Linked DNA regions of Homo sapiens: region 1 is linked to region 2. The links are chromatin contacts, found by Hi-C or POLR2A ChIA-PET in ENCODE. All regions are on one chromosome and are shown on one strand. Each heading gives the region's core, a stretch centred on a gene start or an enhancer-like site at or near the end of the contact. The rest is flanking DNA. Distances are from core to core; before and after follow the strand shown. Region 1 has its middle 35 kb from the start of SYF2. Region 2 has its middle 86 kb from the start of SYF2.

Evidence for each region. Hi-C counts contacts between places; a loop is a spot of excess contacts on that map. ChIA-PET counts read pairs that join two places held with the same protein, here RNA polymerase II (POLR2A). Pooled maps may share reads with other maps.
Region 1: a map of head of caudate nucleus shows a loop between it and region 2 (6-fold over the local background). The contact joins two enhancer-like sites. A Hi-C loop is called at or near these places in 7 of 168 maps with a recorded cell type or tissue (CD8-positive, alpha-beta T cell, HepG2, OCI-LY7 and 4 more), 2 of 37 single-sample maps with no recorded cell type and 10 of 50 pooled maps. POLR2A ChIA-PET finds 5 or more read pairs at or near these places in 6 of 52 experiments (HEK293, OCI-LY7, Panc1 and 3 more).

The regions. Positions count from the first base shown.
Region 1 is chr1:25,194,786-25,201,058 of GRCh38, forward strand. No RefSeq gene overlaps it. Among named protein-coding and RNA genes, the nearest start is that of SYF2, 35 kb to the right of the region's middle. RefSeq lists an enhancer at 4,265-4,764. Within about 2 kb of position 4,331, at least 9 of the 41 ENCODE cell types and tissues checked have a DNase peak (open chromatin) inside an H3K27ac peak, as active enhancers do.
Region 2 is chr1:25,142,913-25,149,164 of GRCh38, forward strand. No RefSeq gene overlaps it. Among named protein-coding and RNA genes, the nearest start is that of SYF2, 86 kb to the right of the region's middle. RefSeq lists enhancers at 3,334-3,493, 3,504-3,593. Within about 2 kb of position 2,964, at least 3 of the 41 ENCODE cell types and tissues checked have a DNase peak (open chromatin) inside an H3K27ac peak, as active enhancers do.

The DNA.
Region 1 (6,273 bases), core at 3,081-5,580, 53 kb after region 2:
AACGCCAAGGCCACTTGGCAAATGCCACGTCAGCTCTACACAAATGCCAGTGTCATGAGATGGTGGAAGGTCATGCCTACTCAGGCCTCTAGAGAAACAGCACCAGCAAAACTTCCGTTCCACAGAAGGAGACACCGAGGCTGGGCTGTGACCTGGTACCCTGCCAGCTACCTGTCCTCGCTCAGCTCCAGAGCAGGTGCTGCTGCAGCCTCTGCACCTGGCCGAGGAGCCGAGGGAAGAACCAAGTCTCAGAGCTCAGCTGCATCCTCCCATCCCATCCTGGCAACACCCCCTCCCATCCCATTCCGGCAGCACCCCCCAGAATAGGGATTGGGAACGCTCCCATTTTGCAGATAAGGAAACTGAGACTCAGCGAGGTGGGGTCAGTTGTCAGTAATCAGCCTGCAGGTGGTAGAGCCCGGAGCTGAGCGTGGGCCAGGCCAGCCCAGCCCAGTGCCTGAGCAGCTCAACACCATGCCTATGGATGAGAGAGTAGACACTCAATTAATATTTGGGGGATGAATTTTTTGAAGTTCCCTGGGTGATTCAGAAGAAATTTCCATCACAGATGGCGAATGGTCCCACCCAAGCTCCCAGTGGACACTGGACTTTCCCACAAAAATGGGGCCCATCCACCCCGCCCCTGTCCTGATTCCTAATAAAACAACAAACATTCAGTACTGGCTTCCTCCACGCCAGGCACGGTCCTGGATGCTTTCTGTGACAGAACTCGCTGAATCCTCCATTACAGCCCTGTAGTGCAGGAATTGTTATTATCCCCATTTGACAGATGAGGAAACTGAGGCACGGCATGATTAGGTAGTACAGCCAATAGGAGGCAGGGCTGGGCTTTAGAGCCAGGCAGAGCAGCTCCGCCCTCCACCCTGGGTGGTGACCCTTGGCACTGCCCCCCGGCACATCCCTGAGGCTGTCAGCAGCCAGGGCAGCAGCATTGTTGAGCAGTGTGATTTTTATCTTGACAAGTGGCCCTCTCACAATTGCTATTTCCCCTCCACAGCCCAGGGCGGAAATGAGAAGGGGAGAAAAAGAAAGAGGGGGCAGCGGAGCCTGATGGATGTGCCGGGCAGGATCACACCTTGAAACCAAAAATCCATTCTCTTTTGTCTACATGAACAATGCGTGCAAGCAGTGGGCCGGAAGCAAAGGCACACCCCAGCCACCCCCAACCAGAGAGCTTGGCACACCTCTGGTGCCCACGCAGCCACCCTCCTTCCTAGGGACAGTGGGGGCAGGGGAGGGGCAGGTGCACACAGGTTCTAAGCAGATGGTAATGTCAGGGAGGAGTGGAGCAGGTAGCGTGACAGCCCAGAGGACAGGCCTCAGGGAAGATGCCCAAGTGCCCCAGAAGGACAAGCTGGAGAGACACCTTTCAAACCACCAGGCCACAGCCCTCCCACCTGCAAACAACCAGGAAAGAGTATCAGGAAAAACCTTTCCTATGTGGCCTCAAGTCCCCAAGAAACCCAGCCTGCCCCTCCCAGGCTACAAGACTCAGGGAACCTGGGGACCTGGGAGTGTGGGGACCAACACCCGGGTCAATTTGACACTGAAGCCTTGTCTGTGCTCCTTCTACATGCAATGCCTAAGGAACACAGAGGTCTTTAAGGGCTCCCAGAAATGAGCTAGATGGCTGGGCATGGTGGCTCACGCCTGCAATCCCAGCACTTTGGGAAGCTGAGGCGGGTGGATCACTTGAGGCCAGGAGTTCGAGACCAACCTGGCCAACCTGACAAAGCCCCATCTCTATAGATATTACAAAAATTAACTAGGCATAGTGGGGGGGGCGCTTATAATCCCAGCTTACTCAGGAGGCTGAGGCAGGAGAATTGCTTGAACCCGGAGGTGGAGGTTGCAGTGAGCCGAGATCACATCACTGCACTCAAGCCTGGGCAACAGAGCGAGACTCCATCTCAAAAAAAAAAAAAAGAGCTAGACACACACATTAAGTGTGACACCAGGCAGGCCGTCTCACCGAAAGGACTGGCAGGTAGTGTCTGACGAGCTGGCACAATGATGATAATAACATAAATAAAAAGTTCACATTTATCAACCATTTGCTACGGGCCAGGCACTTACATGGGTTATCGCATGCAATCCTACAACAACCCTACAACCACGTAGGCACTTCTGTAAAAACCTGCCTCTTACAGATGAGAGAATGAGGCCCAGCGTGGTTAAGTGATGTGTCCAAGAGCACACAGCAGTGAGTGACAGAGCAGGAAGCTGAATGGGCAGCCTGGCTCCAGAGGATGAATGAATACCAGCAGGGACGGGGATTTGGAGGGCTGGTGGTGGGGACGAGCCAGGGCATGGAGCAGGTGGAATCTGGGTGGAGAGGCAGTGTCCCTGCCCCGGCCCTGAGACCTGCCATTTAGGAACACTAAGGATCCATGTCTCTGCTAATACAACCAAGCCAGAGGTTGTTCTAAGTGTGCAAAGCCACCCCGGGCCAGGGTGGGTTGGAGGGGTGGGAGGTGGAGGCAGCCTGGGAATGGAATAGCTGGGAAGAGCTGTGGGGCAGTGAGGACTCGCTCCACCCCACTGGCCAGCCTGGGAGTCAGGATCCCGGCTCAGCCCCCTGCCTGAGTGTTGAGGGCAGGAAAACAGTGCATAGAGCGCTCCTAGCCCCACGGCTGGGTAAACAGCAGCGGCCACCAGTCCCATTAAGGGACCACACGCCCTCTCTCATGCTGACTAAGCCTTGCTGTCTTTGAGCCACCCGTGTGGCCATCATTTGCTGTGTTGGGCAACTCCGTATCTTTTAATGCCTGCGCTGGTAACCTGTGGCTCCCCCAAAACTATGGCTGGGCCCATAAATCCTCACCCGGCACCTCCAAGATGTCAGCCAGCCCCTGGGACACCCCGCTGAATTTACGAGCTCTAAAGTCCAGATTTGCTCTGATGAGGGAAGCAAAGGATCATGTTGCCCATCTGGGACCTGGTGCTCAGAAGCCATAAACCACGCTGGTGACAGCGCCATGACAGGTCGAGGGCCCTCGGCGGGTCATTTGCACGCTGGTTAATGGCCATGATGATGAGGCAGTAGCTGCTTGAGAACCCCTTGTGGGCCACTAATGAAGCTTTAAATCTGTCACGGGAGGTTAAGGGAGGAGGTGCCTATTTTATCTTCTTTTTGGGGTGTTTAATCCCAGCTTTTGTCTTTTTTCTCTCTTACTCCTTTTTGTTTGTTCTACCTTGGCAGGCGCAATCTCACCACGGCCCTCTGAACACACACGTCGAATTCTAACTTGAAGGCACTGGGGAGTGACAGCCACTACATTTCCCAATCTTTTTTTATTGTCTTTGGAACAATAGTCTGCTGTGTTCCAAAGCACACAGGCTCATCTCAGATGGGGCAAAACAGAAGGAATGAGGAAGTCTGCGGGGAGCAGCAGCTGAGCGGGCAGAGGAGAGAAAGCTGCCTGGGGGCAGTGCCCACCTGGAAACAACGATGGGGAAGTCAGGGGCACTAACGTCCCCACCGGTCCAGCCAGCCTTAGCATGGCCTCAGCCACCACTCCCTTGACTCCTCTCTCCCTGGACCCAAACCTCAAGCCCACAGGACTAAATAGCCATTGGAGAAAAGAGCCGGGACTAACTCTCTTGCCTTGTCCTGGGGCAAAAACTATCAAGAGTCTTAACCAAGGAAATTACTAACAACTAGTACTCTTATTTGATCTAAGACTCTGTGGGCGTGGGTGTGGATGTGGGTCTGTGAGAGAGGAAGAGAGAAACAGACAGAGACACAGATAGACAAAAAGAGAGAGGCAGAATTGAGGGCAAAAGAGGGGTATAAGAGGAACTATTTGTTGGCACAGGAAAGAAAGATCTAGCATCTCTTGGCAGGCTGTGAATACCCTTTAATTAAGTAATAAATTTGGAACCAGGGAAATAAGTATCAGTAGGGAAACACTCGGTTTAATTACCCATTCATCTGCTTGGCTCTGCCAGGGCGCTGCTGGGCCACTGTTGCCAAGACACACCAGCTCGTGGGCACTCGGGACTGAGGCTGCCCAAGCACACATTCCAGTTTGGTTCCAGCTCCTTCCGTGTTGACAGAGAGAAAGAGAAACAGAGGTTGAGCGAGACAGAGGCAGAGAGACAGCGACGGCACAGAGGAGCAGCTGTAATTCCATCAAAGGGCTCTGGGGACCCTGTAAGCCACCAGACACAACCAGAGTGGTTTGTCACCAGAGCCCCAGTGGAATTGACTCAGAAGGCATTGTTGCAGATTTTTCCAACGTGAAGCCAAAATACAGAGGCCGAGTGTGTTCTCGGAGCCGTGCGTCACTGCGAAGGAGCAAACCCGGCAGGGTTGATCCCGTGTTCACCTCCTATAGCCATTGCAGTGAGCAGTGTAGCCAGCCACACACTGTGGGCGCCTCCACCAGGAACTCAGAGCCCCGCAGAGGGCGAGGCAGTGTCCGGGGAGACAGCCTAGAAACCAGAAGCAAAAAGCCTTCAGGATTCTATTTCCACGTCCAGGGTAGAGCTGAAAGACCTGAGGCTCTGGGCCTAATTACAGAGCTTGGGGTCCTGGGTCAGTGCCACAGAAGCCACTCACAAGGCCCTCCCAAGGTGTCGTGCAGAAGGAGAAGGTGGGAGGAGCCGAGAGGAAGGGAAGACCCCCCTGAGCAACGTGAGACCAAGGCTCGTGAGACCTACACTGCCTTGTAGGTCTCTGGGGTCTGTGGCTTTGAGTTCGGCAGCATTTCTAGAATCCAAGAGAAGAGAAAAGTGAGGAGGCTTTGGGAGACAACTCTAAGGTGCCCAGGGGTGACGGAGGAGGTACTTCCTGACCTCCACCAGGGATCCCAAGCCTCAGTCCCTTGTTTCCAGGGCTTTCTCCCCACGTGGAGGATGGGGGGAGGTGTGCTTAATGGGATGGACCAAACCTTTCTTGCTTTAGCCTCTGATTCCTAAAATCTGCTCCTATAAACAGCTCTCGCCCAGCAGGCCCCTTGTGATGTGTCAAGAGTAAACGAATCTGAAACAGCAAAGGAGATCGCCTTCCAAATAGTCTTGACTTTAAGAATTAAGGCAAAGAAAGCATTTGCCGAAGGACGTTTCCAATTTGGCCAAATCCAGGGCTTTGGAAAAATATCTTAAGACATTTCACCAAACCCAGAGCAAAGCCGGCAGGGCCCCACTCTGGTCATTATGAGTTATTTGCAGCTTGTTTCTTGCTGAAATCATTTTCTTCTCTCTGCAGGCTGAGCTCTTCTGAGCCAGCTTGATTTCTGCAGCTGTTATGCACAACTCTTCGCCTTTACAACCTGACAGGCATTTGGAGACAGTGCTGGCAGGCAGCAGGAATGTGAGGGCCCCCGCTCCAGCCCGAGCCCTCAAGGACCCTGGCCCAGTCTCTTTGTGCTACAGAGGCATCCACCATAGTGCCCTGGGATGGCGTGCTCACAGGACGACACGAGTCGACATTCGCCCAAGCCAGGCATGGCCAGGCTGGCAAAGGCCTGCCTATCTGGGCCAGGTCTGTAGGGGAGAAGCATCTACGGGAGAAGGCCAAGTACCACGTGGTATCCAAGCTCTGACAGGCAGGGAGTCAGGACAGATGGCAGGGGCACTGGGAGAGGGTATGCGGGCACCTGGAGCTTCCGAGAAGAGCCTTAATGAACAGGCAGGGCTGAGAGGAAGTGTGGCTTGGTGGATGAGCAATGCGGCTTTGGCAGCCGATAGGGCTGGATTCGAAGCCCCACCTTGCCACTCACAGCAGTGTGGTCTGGAACCGGTAGCGTAAACCTCTGAGCCTTTGCTCCCTTGTCTGGAGGGCAAGGACCACCACAGTGCCCAGCCATAGGGCTCTCACGCTCCGAAAATCAGCTCCTGTGTGTGAAGTTTTCTCTACGTGAGTGGAGTGGCTCTTTAGGCTCCTGCTTGGTGTGTGTTTGTTTGTCTGTTTGCTTTTTGAGACAGGGTCTCTCTCTATCATCCAGGCCAAGGCTGGAGTGCAGTGACGTGATCATGGCTCACTGCAGCCTCAACCTCCCAGGCTCAAGTGTTCCTCCCACCTCAGCCTCCCAAGTAGCTAGAACTACAGGCAGGCGCCACCACACCTGGCTAATTTTTTTTACTTTTTATAGAGATGAGGTCTCACTATGTTGCCCAGGCTGGTCTCAAAATCCCAGCCTCAAGCCATCCTCCTGCCTTATCCTCCCAAAGCACGAGGATTACAGGTATGAGCCACCATATCTGACCCCTCTGCATCTTTTCTGCATTTCTTGATCCTCCCACCTC
Region 2 (6,252 bases), core at 1,714-4,213:
GGCCCGGCCTGGTGGCTCACGCCTGTAATCTCAGCACTTTGAGAGGCCGAGGCGGGCGGATCACGAGGTCAGGAGTTCGAGACCAGCCTGGCCAACATGATGAAACCCCGTCTCTACTAAAAATACAAAAATTAGTCGGGCATGGTGACACGCACCTGTAATCCCAGCTACTCAGGAGGCTGAGGCAGGAGAATCGCTTGAACCAGGGAGGCGGAGGTTGCAGTGAGCCAAGATCCCGCTACTGCACTCCAGCCTGAGCAACAGAGCGAGACTCCGTCTCAAAACAAAACAAACAAACAAACAAAAAACAACCTCATACCTAATTAACAATATATTAAATTCTGTCTCCTTCACCTTGGCAGCCACAGGTCTTTCTGGGAGTGGCAGCTGAATCCACTTTATAGTTTTTCCAACAATTGCAGAACAGCTTTATTGCCCCCACCCTCACTCACCCAGATCCCCACACTAGCCTGCCAGTGCCTCCTCCTCAGAGGTCTGGGTTCCAGTCCGATGGGCCTGTGGACCCAGAGATATGGGCACCAGCCAAGTGCACCTGATGGATGTGACCAATACATTACATGGCACAGTTTAAGTCACTAAAGATGTTTCAAATAACAAGAGGACCTGTGTTAATGGGCAGAGGGCTCAGCAGGAAGCACTTTTTTTTTTTTTTGAGGTGGAGTCTCACTCTGTCACTCAGGCTGGAGTGCAGTGGCACAATCTCGGCTCACTGCAATCTCTGACTCCCGGGTTCAAGCAATTCTCCCTGCCTCAGCCTCCTGAGTAGCTGGGATTACAAGTGCCTGCCACCATGCCTGGCTAATTTTTGTATTTTTTAGTAGAGACAGGGTTTCACCATGTTGGCCAGGCTGGTCTTGAACTCCTGACCTCAAGTGATCTGCCTGCCTCAGCCTCCCAAAGTGCTGGGATTACTGGTGTGAGCCACCATGCCCGGCCAAGAAGCATCTACTGACAAGCAGGACTGTCTAGAAGGAGAGAGTCTGCTCCTTGCTACAGAAAGGGCTTGGGCAGCAAACTAAGTCCAGTGGGGTAGACCAGACCTGGTGTGTGACCAACACTGCCTGTTAACACTGCCTGGGATTTCACCAAAGCGGACATACAAATGGCAAATCAGCACATGAAAAGGTGTCCAATGAAACTTCAATAAAATCACATGGTCCCAACACAAAGAAATAATCCGTGTTTGTGGTGATAGATATACTGATGACCCTGATTTTTTTCATTACACATTCTATGCATGTATCCAAAAAAATCACATGTACACCATCAATTAGTATAATTGTATGTATCAATTTTTTAAAAATTAAAAAAGCAATGAAATGTTACTACATACCTATCAGAATGGCTGAAATAAAAAATAGTGACAACATTAAATGCTGGTGAAGATGCAGAGAAACTGGATCGTTCAGATGTTGCTGGTGGAAATGTAAAATTGAACAGCCATTGGAGTTTGGCAGTTTCTTTGAGAACTAAACATGCAACTATCATATGACAATTGCAATCCTGGGCCTTTGTCCTAGAGAAATGAAAACTCATGTTCACCACACACAAAGCTGTAAAGAATGTTTATAGCAATTTTATTTCTAACAGCCAAAAACTGGAAACAATCCAGATGTCCTTCAACGGGTAAGTGGTGAACAAACTATGGTATGTCCACACCACAGAGCACAACTCAGCCATAGACAGCAACGAACCCTTGCTACGCACAACCTGGATTAATCTTCGGAGAATTATGCTGAATGAAACAACTGAATCCCAAACGGTTGGATACTGCACAATTCCATTTATACAAGCTTCTTGAAATGGCAAAACTAGACATAGAAATGGAAAACAGATTAGGGGTTGCCAGGAGTAAAGGAGGAGTGGGGGCAGAGGGAAGTCAGTGCATGAGGGATCTTTGTGGAGATGAGACTGTTCTGTATCTTGACTGTATCAACGGCAGCATCCTTGTTCTGATGCCTACGATCAAGAGGTAGATAGATAGATGATAGATGATAGATAGATAGATAGATAGATAGATAGATAGATAGATAGATAGATTTTTTTTTTTGAGACAGTCTCACTCTGTCACCCAAGGCTGGAGTGCAGTGGCGCGATATTGGCTCACTGCAACCTCTGCCTCCTGGGTTCAGGTGATTCTCCTGCCTCAGCCTCCCAAGTAGCTGGGATTACAGGTGTGTGCCACCACGCCCAGCTAATTTTTTGTATTTTTTTTTAAGTAGAGATGGGATTTCATCATGTTAGCCAGGATGGTCTCAATCTCCTGACCTTGTGATCCGCCCACCTCAGCCTCCCAAAGTGCTGGGATTGCAGGTGTGAGCTCTCTCTCTCTGTCTCTCTCTCTCTCTCTCTCTCTCTCTATATATATATATATATATCTGTCTCTCTCTATATATATATATATGTGTGTGTGTGTGTGTATATATATATATATACATATATATATGTGTGTGTATACATATATATATGGGATTCACCCACCTCAGCCTCTCAAAGTTCAGGGATTACGGGAGTAAGCCACACCGGCCAGCCAATACCCTACTATAGTTTTGCAAGATGTTACCATTGGTAGAAACGAGGCAAAGAGAACAAAGGATTTTTCTGTATTATTTCTTACAACTACATGTGAATTTACAATTGTTTCAAAATTAGAAGTTTAATTAAAAAGGAAAACCCACCTGAGAGCCCTTTCAAAATACCACTTGCGTTGGGAGACTGGGGTGGGGCCCAGATACGTGGTTTTTTTTTTTTAAGTCTCCCCAAGAGTTGAAAACCACACAATGAAATTATTTCTAAAGCTCCTTCCACTAAAAAGTTGACATTTTTATGTGAAAATATATCAAAATTCGAACGTCTTGTGGATTCAGGCTAGAACTGTTCCCTCCCAGGCTTCCCGGCAGAAGGAGAGAGAAAGGCCCGAGAGACAGAATCAGGATGTGACAGGGGTGGCGCGAGGCGGAGGTGCAGCTCTCTCCTTCACGGTCCAAGGACTTCCAACCGTAGGACTCTTAGTGAAGCATAGCTAATAGCCACAGTGGCCGAGGGTGGGATTAGAACCCACTTTCTGGCTCTGCCTTCCGCAGCTTGGTCAGGGCTCTGGGCAGGACCCCTACGAACACTCCCGCTGTAAGTGTCAGAACAGGTAGAAATGGTTCTAATTATAACCAGTTTTCAAGCATGTGGGTGGAAAGGAATGCCTATTCATGTAAGAGCCGTTCCTGCAGCACAATAACCCCTCACCAAGTGTTCCTGGGCCAGTTTTTGAGAGTGACAAATGGTGCACGCCCAGGCACAGATATCACAAGGGTGAGAAACCCCAAGTTTCTGGAGCGAGAACAATATGACAAAGGTCTTGAGGAGGCAGCGTTTTATGTTACAGGGTAGCTGGGGGTTTTGTTGTCTTTTTTCCTTCCCCCTTCATAATTAGCCAACTCAGCCTCTTCTCCATGCTAAGGAATCACTGAAGACTATGTAAGGGAGAGGAGTCATCAGAGAAGATGCTTTACTGCTCAGGGGCCCCACAGCCTCCCACTCTCTCCCTCCCTTGGCTCTGGCCACCAGACGAGGTTCCTTTTGCCACCCTGAACAGAGAGTGGTGAACTTGTGATCCGGAGCCAGTGAACTTGTGATCCGGAGCCAGTGAACTTGTGATCCGGAGCCAGTTAACTTCACAGCTAATGTGCTGAGCAGCATTCCAGCCAGCGTCTGAAGCCAGAGCAGGGAGGCGGACGGGCCCCAGGAGTTCGAGGTCCGGGAAGCCGAAGCACCACCAAACTGAGCGAGGTTCCAACTCTCCCTCCCAGGAGGTCCGGCTGCCTCCCACCAGCAGCCCAACCACAGGGTCCTGCTCCAGACGTTACTATTTTCTCTTTTTCAGTGTGTCCAGCAGCAACCTCGACTGCCAACAACAACGTGAAAAATAACTGCAGGGCCGGGCGCGGTGGCTCACGCCTGTAATCTCAGCACTTTTGGAGGCCGAGGCAGGCAGATCACCTGAGGTCAAGAGATCGAGACCAGCCTGGCCAATATGGTGAAACCCCGTCTCTACTAAAAATACAAAAATTAGCTGGGCGTGGTGGCACATGTCTGTAATCCCAGCTACTCAGGAGGCTGAGGCAGGGAGAATTGCTTGAACCCGGGAGGCGGAGGTTGCAGTGAGCCAATATCACGTCATTGCACTCCAGCCTGGCGACAGAGCAAGACTCCGTCTTAATAAATAAATAAATAAATAAATAAATAAATAAATAAATAAATAACTGCAGGAGGCTTGGGAATAGGCATCTTCCTCTACTGTGTGTGCTGGCCACTTCCAGTGAGTCACTTCGTCTCTCTGAGCCTTCCAGAGGCTCTGTCTCTGTAGAGCCTTCCTTGTCGTCGTTTAGGAGGGTTAGAGGAGATACCGCACAGTTCCTGAGAACAGAGTGGGAGTTCTGAGAGCAGAGGTGATGGAGATGGTCTATTTCCAGCCTCCAAGGACACCACAAGCCTCTCACTACTGAGCTCAGGTCCTCTGGGCAGCTGAGCTCTTCACAGCTCCGACCTTAATAGGTGTGAAACACCCGACAGCCATTAAATATCATGTTCTCAAAGAACATTTAAGGCTATGAGAAAAGGCTCCCAACTCCTGAGTAATAAGCACAGAGAAGCAAACTCTATATGTAGTAAGTGGCCAGGACTGTTATATGTAGAAAAAAGACTGGAATGAAATCCAACAAAACATTAGCAATGGCATTCCCTGGGTGATCAGAGGATGGGAGAGGGGGTGCATGGGGATGGTTATTTTCATCATTACATTTTTTTTAACATTTATTAAATTTCCACCATGAACATTTATAATCCATAGAAATACTATTTTATGTTTTTGTGCTATATAAAATGTGTTTAATATATATATATATATATATATATATATATATATATATATATATATAGAATATAGAAGAGCTACCTATTTTTAAATCTGGGCCTACCCATAGACTTGTTTGGGAAAAAAAAGCTGGATCTTCTTGCGTTCATGCACTTACCTGGCATTGCTCTGGATGCTGTGGGGGGTGTGGGGGTGCAAGAGACCCAGACCTGACCCTCAAGAAGCTCAACAGTCTAGCAAGAAAGGAAAGACAGGTGTTACGGAAGAAATCTGGCCAAAGTGTTCTAGGAATCCCAAAACGGGAGGATCAAGGAGGACCTCTAGAAGAGATGTCATTGAGGCTGGTTTGGGAAGGAGTTGTAGGAATTCCAGGAATTGCAAGATTGGGACATGTGGCACTATTTCACTTCACTGTAGCCAAACTGGGACAGTGCTTGGGGGCAGGAAAAGCTAGGGCTCCTGCTCCCTAACTTTCTACTCCCTGCTGTTCCCTGGACACAGAATAGAAAATGGTCCCTCTCTTGGCATCACACAAAATCACAGAAGCACAGAGTGTCAGAGGCGGAAGCGTCCTTTAGAGAACATAGAGTCCAATGTCCTTGTTATATATATGAGGAAACGGAGTTCTACTGAGGGGAAGGACCTTGCCACCAAGATCTCCTGATTTTTCATCCAGGAAACCAGCTAGCCTCATATTCAAGGACAGGGTTGGCTTCTGACACTTGCTCTGCAGGTTGCATATTCTAGAAGTAAGCAGCAACGACAGCACCATGACCCCACGGTACTGCTCTGGATGCTACTGAGTCCTCCTTCCTGGTTGTCTTCCATGAGCACAGGCAAGTATCTAGGAATGTTGTTATGGTGTCATGCAAATAGCTACTGACTTCTGGAAAATGAGCCGTCATCTGCCTCAGTCCTGTACCTTGGAGCTCTACACTCTGATGGTGTGTTGGCCTGACATGTCACTGAAATTTATCCTAAGAAAATTAACAATGGCTTCTACAGGCAAATTCCTTCACACATATAAAAAAGAAAGCACCCTCTCTTCCTGGCATACTCAACAGTGCCCTCTCTTGGCACAACCAAGAGCATAACTGTTAAGGACAAAGACTGTAGAGCAGAGCAATGTGAGTTTGAGTTCCTGATCTGCCTCTTGCAAGTTGTCTGATCGTGGGTAATTTACATAGTCTTTCTGTGCCTTCTCTTCCTAATCTATAAAGGATTGTACCTAACCCATAGGGCTGTAATGAGGATTAAATTAAACAAGGATGTAAAGTGCTTAGCACTGTACTGTAAATTCAAGTCATTAGACTGTGAGCCTCAGGAGGGCAGATAGGAGTTGAGTCTGCCTTGTCCATCCTGAA